Linked DNA regions of Homo sapiens: region 1 is linked to region 2. Evidence: read pairs that join two places in POLR2A ChIA-PET (ENCODE). Cell type or tissue: GM12878. All regions are shown on one strand.

What was found. Peaks named below come from ENCODE experiments on the same cell type or tissue, not always from the same donor. Only the 100,000 strongest peaks of a DNase experiment are listed, where the experiment ranks them.
Region 1: POLR2A ChIA-PET joins it to region 2 with 5 read pairs; 6 of 35 experiments call an interaction of 5 or more read pairs at or near these places.

The regions. Positions count from the first base shown.
Region 1 is chr20:2,111,177-2,115,176 of GRCh38, forward strand. The region is part of intron 2 of STK35 (serine/threonine kinase 35); the gene reads left to right. Among named protein-coding and RNA genes, the nearest start is that of STK35, 11 kb to the left of the region's middle. In GM12878, no CTCF peak of the experiment used is centred here; a DNase peak (open chromatin) is centred at 1,925; H3K27ac peaks cover 1,718 bases.
Region 2 is chr20:1,953,060-1,957,059 of GRCh38, forward strand. The region is part of intron 2 of PDYN-AS1 (PDYN antisense RNA 1); the gene reads left to right. Among named protein-coding and RNA genes, the nearest start is that of PDYN-AS1, 7.8 kb to the left of the region's middle. RefSeq lists an enhancer at 1,454-1,543. In GM12878, no CTCF peak of the experiment used is centred here; a DNase peak (open chromatin) is centred at 1,622.

The DNA.
Region 1 (4,000 bases), 160 kb after region 2:
AGTCAGTCGGCCACTAGGCTGTCTCCCATCGCCAACCCCTCATGCCTCCATAAGGAACTTGTTTCATTGTCCAAGATATGCTCTTTCACAGTTTAACGTCTCTGAAATCAGCGGTTGACTTAGTCAATGGTGTGCCCATAGCGTTGTCAGCAGCCTATATGGCTTACTTAAATGGTATGCCTTAAAATTGGTGACTTGTAGATTCTGTAAGCGACACATCTCTAAAATACGTCAGTGGCCAGGCGTGGTGGCTCATGCCTATAATTACCCAGTACTTAAGGAGGCTGAGGTGGAAGGATTGCCTGAGCCCAGAAGTTCAAGACCAGCCCGGGCAACATAAGGAGACCCTGTCTCTACTAAAAATAGAAAAGAATAGCCGGGCGTGGTGGTGCATGGTTGTAATCCCCACTACTCTATTCGAGAGGCTGAGGCAGGAGGCTCCCTTGAGCCCAGAAGGTAGAGGCAGCAGTGAGCTGTGATTGGCTGCACTCTGGCCTGGGCAACAGAGCTAGACCGTTTCAAAATAAGTAAATAAATAAAATGTATTAAGAACTTTCAGTCACTTCCCATTTCTTGGAGTCTAAATCCACCTTAGAAGATATCCAGCCTCATTCCGGCACATCTACAGAAACTCTTCTGTGATTATCCAGACTACTCGTGTCCCTGGCGCACACCCACCTGCTCCTGTGCCCACTCCCCTCATCCTGGGAGACGCAGCTGCAGGGCCTCTCGCAGTTATTCTCAGCCTGCCTTCCTCTCATCCCAGCTTCTCTCCCAACTCTTCTGGCAGATCCGGGCCCGCTTCCTAGTTCTCACAGCTGTAGTCATTCTGCTTCTAATGACCAGAAGCCTATGTAAGGGCAGGGATGCCCCTCAGCTCACCGCACCTCTGTCTCAAGAGCAATGTGTGCTCAGAAATTGTTGAAGTGGCGTTGACTAAAACCTGGAAATCTAACTTCTGGAGAAGGCTTAAGGATAGGCTTGTAAAAATCTAGAGCATTTTGTATTTCTTTACAGGAAGTGCCTGTCTTTCCAAAGCTCCTACTGGCTTGTCTTTATGCTGAGCCTGCTGGCCTCACGTTTTTCAGCGAAGCAAGCCATGTTTTTATTGGGAACTTAAGCACTACTGATGAATTTCCATGACTAATGAGATGCAAGACACCTGCTTGGTTTTGTTCTTGGGTTTACTTTAAGCATCTTCTCTCCCTGTGGACTGTGGCATAGGATATGTTTTGAAATACATAATTTATATTATGGTCACCTGACTGTCAGACTTGAGGGAAAGGTAGTAAAACTGTCCCCAAAGGCAGGCCTGCCTCTCTTGGAAGAACACTTTTTAGCCCTCTGTGAGCTGGGAGACAGCATGGTCTGGGGGGAGGACTTGCTGTGGGGGTTCTCTCCTATCCCCCCCAGTTACTCATGGTAAGGGCCCTCGGGCAGACTCTGAAGCCTTTCTCAGCCTTAGTTGCCCCACCTGTAAAACGGTGCCTGGTAAGATGAGATAGCTCACATAATAAACTTTTAAAATAGTACCTGGAACCCAGTAGGCTTTCACAGGCTAATTTACCTCAAATCCTTACTATCTCCAAATAACCTGCCTGTTTTCTCCCTCTCTGGGAAGGAAGCTAAATTTGTAACTCTTATTAATCTTATACAACTGTCAGATTATACCAGACAAGGGAATTATAAAACTTAAGTAAATTTTATTTGTTCCTCTCAGCTCAAAAAACTGAATTTCATGTGGGGATTTTAGTGGTTGCTGCATATATCTATTCCAATTATATATCCTGAAACTGGGGAAATACCCGCAGTTGTGGGTGGGTCGGGAGCCCACTGTGAGATGGGCCTGAGCTGAAACTCCATGGATCACCTGCCCTCCATCAGTCCTGTTCTGACTGGTGGACCACAGTGACAGTTTGGTTCTTTGGGAATTAGTGTCTTTTTGGAACTTGTGTTCAGTAATCCCCTAAAGTTTGATTACTTTCCCTTCCTCAATGCACAGGCACCTTGGAAATGACTGCAGGTCTCCCTGGGGAGGCCGGAAGACTGAGTAAGAAATCTAGTCCCCCGACCTCAAAACATCTGCAGAATGTGCCAGCATTTCTCAGGGTTAAGTAGAAGAGTTAAGCCATAGATTGCTAACCAGAATATCTGGTATAATTTAATAAAAACTAAAATAAAAATATGAAACTAGGGCCTTGGCTGGTCAGAAGAGGGAAGTTACTGGGAAATCAAGTGAGTATAAGATAGACTGGTGTTGCAGCTAGCCTTAAGGTGCACATTTCAATTGTACCTGCAGAGATTGTGGGGGCAGCAGGCCTAGGGAGAGGGATCACTTCAAATAGGAATAGCCTGGTCTGCCTAGAACATGGGTTTCAGCTGTTACAGCCTAAGAAGTGTGATGTCTTAGATGGAATAATACACTTTCATTCTAAGATCTAAATTTCATCTTTTGCCTAACATGTAAAAACTTACTCTTACGGCCTACAGCACTGGGATTATTGAAATCGGTGACTTCCAAGGATTTGGTTGGGGTTGAGTGGGAATGATGATGTTAGTGATGGTCAGTGGTTCATTTCCCCAAAAAGATCTTACATTCTGCCAAATGTAGTTCCTATCTGACTTAAGTCACAGTACTCATGTGGTATAGTTTCATTCTCTCATTTGATAGATGTGAAGACTGAGGTACCAAAAAGACTGAGGCTCAGAGAGCTTCAGGGACTTGCCCAGGGTTCCAGCCATCTTTTCATCACACCTCAGTCTCCCTGTGTTTTCCTTGAAACAAAGAATCCACCCAGTGAGGCAGTGGTCAGAGTTGGGGTCTGAACCCAAACTCTTTGTTTCCTGGTCTGTGTTTTTCCTGTTACTTCACCAAGTGCCTCCGAGTGCCTGGCATCATCCACGTCGCCTCCTTCCATCTGGTCGTGAGGTAGCTGAGACCCCGTTAGACAGTCTGCTTGGAGTAAAGGACTAGAATTCTGACATGTTTGTTTTCTCCCGGGAGTTCGTGTGTGAAAGCATACGCTGCAGCTTCTCATGAAAGAAGTCCAGGGGCCTTTCCTGCGCAAAGAAGTACTTTTGAGGCCAGGTGCTATTGAGAAGCTGGGACTATTGAGGCCACTGCACCCGGCCTCAAAAGTACTTCTTTTGGAAGTACGTTGGGAAGCCAAGGCGGGAGGACCACTTGAGCACAGGAGTTGGAGGCTACTGTGAGCTATGGTCACACCTCTGCACTCCAGCCTGGGTGACAGAGTGAGACCTTGACTCGTAAAAATAATAACACTTTTGTATCTGGGACAAATAGCTGCACTCCCAGTTTTCCATTCTGTCATACCCACTGTTACTGGGTGTGATTCTGAGAATACTTCTTCCTGTCCAGAATTTTCCTCTCAACAAACAGCCCCTCCTGTAGCATCTCCTGAGTCTAGCTCCTTCCTCAGAGCAGCTCCTCAGTCCGAAGGTCCAGTCTCCCCCAACCACTCACAAACTTTGGGTTCTTTTTTTACCATTTTTTCTTTCCCTGGATTCTCATAACCTGGACTTAGATTATAGTCTGTTTTGCAGACTTGTTTTCTTTTTCCTTAGGTTGCCATAGTTACTAACTTTGTATATAAAATAACCATCATTCCTCTTCCTTTATTCCCCCACCAGAAGTTTCAGTGTTTTCTGATGTGGCCTTTGCAAAAGGAATTGGATGGCTTTTTGATCTTTTCCTTTCTGGTTCTACCTGTAGTACACATTTCTTGCTCTCCTTTTTGTGGGTCTTTAGCATCTGGATTGACTTGGGCTTCAGATTGATGCTTCATTGTGCAGTATTTTTACATAGAGGGCCTCTGCCCATGACCTAGATAGAGGATTATGAGAGGGGAAATAACTGATTTGAAAAGAACAAAAAACATCTGCCCTAAACTGGTTCTACCTGTATTACTTTGATTGTGAGTAATATAAGCAAATAAATTATATAATTACAAGGGAAGTGAGGGCTATCCGATTGTGATCA
Region 2 (4,000 bases):
CCAAAAACCAGGGAGGCACTCAAATATGAGAGGGGGATGGAGGGAGGGAGGGAGGAAGGAAAGGAAGGAAGGAAGGAAGGAAGGAAGGAAGGAAGGAAGGAAGGAAGGAAGGAAGGAAGGAAAAGAAGAAGGAAGGGAGGGAGGGAGAGAGAGAAGGAGGAAGGAATAAGAGGGGAAGGAAGGAAGGGAGGGAGGGAGGAAGGAAGGAAAAGAGAGAGGGAGGGAAGGAGGAAGGAAGGAAGAGAGGGAGGGAGGAAGGAAGGAATAAGCAATTAAATTCTTCATTCTCAGGCTCCGGGCTTATCTGACTGGTCAGAGGAATGGATCAGTAGCCCCCATTCATTCTCCTCTTTCTGGAGTCACAACTTAGGTTTGTAGCTGTCTAATTTATTATTATATGGTGCAGTGCAGGGTAATTATACACTGTGGTATAATTTGTTATAACTTGGGCTGAGGCCTATAACTGTATAATTTATTATTATACAGTACAGTGTTGAATAATACGAAGAGTATATAATTTATTTCAGGCTTACGAGCCTAACCTGTAATCCAAATGCAGCATGCAGCCTATGCAGATGAGTTAATGTTTCTACGGAAACCTCAACTTAGATATTTCTTCATCTCTAGTTCCTTTCTTTGGGCTTCTCAGAACACCTGTGTTACCAAGTTCCTGGTACTTTTTGTTTGGTGCAAGACTGACATGTTGGGTAGCCCTGGCCCAGGCTGAACCGGTCTTGCATATTGGGTCATGGGAAAGAAGGGTCCAGAGCTGTCACCCTGCCCAGTGACAGTTGTCATCACAGGGAGGCCGCAGCTTGCCAAAGGTATTACTGGCAGCAGATACAGAACCATGACCAGAACCCCCATTTCTGGGTCCCCAGGAATGAGGAGGCTTGCCGCACCTCCATCTATTTATTAGATAACTATTCTTTGCTCCGTTCTCAGCACTGGAAACACATCATGGGACCAGGCCCCTCGTGAAGCTTGCATTCTGGAGATTAAGAGCCTCCGTCTCTCTGGTCTCTTGTTTCTTAAAGTGTGGACTCTAGACCAGCATCTTCAGCATCCTCTGGGAGCTGGTTGGGAGTGCAGCATCTTAGCCGCAAGCCTCACTGAGTCTGCATTTTCTTTTTTTTTCTTTCTTTTTTTTTTTTTTTTTTTTTTTTTGAGAGGGAGTCTCGCTCTGTCGCCCAGGCTGGAGTGCAGTGGCGCGATCTCGGCTCACCGCAAGCTCCGACTCCTGGGTTCATGCCATTCTCCTGCCTCAGCCTCCCGAGTAGCTGGGACTACAGGCGCCCACCACCACGCCCGGCTGATTTTTTTGTATTTTTAGTAGAGACGGGGTTTCACCGTGGTCTCGATCTCCTGACCTCGTGATCCGCCCGCCTCGGCCTCCCAAAGTGCTGGGATCACAGGCGTGAGCCTCCGCACCCGGCCAAGTCTGCATTTTCACAAGACCCCCTGGTGATTCATTCACACTGAAGAAGAACTGCTGGAGTTGCTGTATGATTTAGGGGAACCATTTTCTTCTCTACTTCCCTTCTACCCAAAATATATACCATCTCACTGAGTATTGAAGCGGAGTTCCTTTTTTTTTTTTTTTTTTTTGAGACAGAGCCTCACTGTGTCTCCCAGGGGAGTGCAGTGGTGCAATCTCAGCTCACTGTAGTTTCCACCTCCCTGGTTCAAGCGATCCTCCCACCTCAGCCTTCCAAGTAGCTGGGATTACAAGCCTGTGCCACCACACCTGGCTAAATTTTGTATTTTTAATAGAGATGGGGTTTCACCATGTTGGCCAGGCTGGTCTTGAACCCCTGACCTCAAGTGATTCACCCACCTTGGCCTCCCAAAAAGTGCTGGGATAACAGGCGTGAGCCTCTGTGCCTGGCCCCTTCTTCTTTTTTTTTTTTTTTTAAAGAACATGTATTTTTTTCTTTTACTTTGGATGCAGAAGTTCATTATGTACCTTTTGGAATTATAAAACAAAAAAATATATATAAAAAAATCACCCAGAACCCCACCATTCAGAAGTGACACTGTTAATATTTTAATGACCAATCCATCAGACTTTTTTATACATACATATACTTTCTTTTTACAAAATTTCGAGAAAAGATGCAATAGTGTTGTATTCAGGCTCAGAAAATAATACCCCAGAATCTGGCGCTTTGACGTGCTGAACTGAAGAAGCGGTTTCAAGGTCTCTTTCTGACCTTGCCCTGCCTCCCTGTCTCTCTGATCCTCTTACTTTCCCAAAGCACCAGGAGGGGCTGTCGCTGGAATTTTCTTATCTGCCTAAGAAAGCTTCTTTCCAAGAGAAATGCAATTTCTTAAAACTCCCCGTCCCTAGGAATCTCATCAAATAACCAGGAAAGATTAACCACTGGAAAAGAGACTAGATGTAGTCACCGTGCTCAGACAGACTTTCATTTGTTTTTCTGAGAGCAGCTCCTAGAGATCACCTGGGACGCTTCATCTGCATAGTAAGACAATCTTTGTTTACAGTGAAGGTCTGCCCCTTACCTTCCCGCCACCTCCCCCAGAGCTCAGAAGAATTTTGTCTCAGGCAGTTGTTCTTTAGGATCACTCATTTCCCCTAAAAAGTCACTTACTCCTATACCTCCCATTTCCCCTTCCCCGATGAAGAAGGGCATATAAGGGTTATTGGGTAATCATTCTCCTATAATTCCCCTGTGTTACTCACATTAAATAATTTATTTTATTATTATTATTATTTTTTGAGAGGCAAGATGTTCTTCTGTTGCCTGGGCTGGAGTGCAGTGGCACAATCATAGCTCAACTGCAGCCTCAAACTCCTGGGTTCAAGTGATCCTCCTGCCTCTGATTACCAAGTAGCTGGGACTGTGGACACATATCACCATGCCTGGCTAATTTTTTAAAAAAATTTTTTGTAGAGACAGGATCTTGTTTTGTTACCCAGGGTAGTCTCAAACTTCCGGCTTCAAGTGATCCTCTCACCATGGCCTCCCAAAGTGTGGAATTACAGGCATGAGCCACCATGCCTGGCCTTGTTAAATACAATTTCATATGCCTTTTTCTTTTACTAATCTGTCTATTATAGTTCGTTTTCAGCAAACCTTAAGAGGACAGAGGAGAAGCTTCCCTTCGGCCCTTACAATTGCACAGTGGCTCTCAAAACTGAGCATACATTCACCTGGAAGGGTTGCTCAAACATAGATTGCTGGGCCCCACCCCCAGAGCTTTTGATCAGGAGGTCTGGGACCAGGCCTGGGATTTGGCACTTCTAACAAGTTCCAGGTGATGTGGGGCTGCTGGTCCAGGGACCACACCTTGGGAAGCACTGGACTCAGTGTTCTAAGATTTCCTGAGCACCAGTAGTTGGAATCCAGCTCTGCCACCCACTACCTGCCCACAGGGAAGTTAGGCTGCCTCTCCATGATGCAACTTCTGAGTCCACAAGGACAGTACCTGCCTCATAAGATTATTATTATTATAAGGATTATATGAGTTAATTAGTAAAGCACACAAGAAGTATTAATTATGATGAATATGCATATAATTGTTTAATCAAGATTTCTTAACAATTGTTCAAAAACATTTTTCAAGTCATTATTCTTCAATGTATTTGCTTTCAAAGGCTGTGGGCTTATCCTTCATAGTGATGTATTTATCTAGTCCACAGTCTTCAACTAAACAGTGCTGCAATGAGCATTCTCATGGATAAATCACAGTGCACCTGTCTGCTTATTTCCTTAGGATATAATGTGCTAAATGTGAAATTGCTGAGAAAAATTACATGAGCATATTTAAAACTTTTGATATGTTTTGCTAAATGGCCTTCCAGAAAAATTATACTGATTTATAATGCTACCAGCAGTATATGAGGTCATCTTTTCCTTATATTCTTATTAATATCCCATGTTATTGGTTTTTTAAAATTATGCCAATACTTTGTTTGTTAATTTGAATTTCTTTGATGACTACTGAAGTTGGATGTCCCAGCTTCAATATCTCAGGA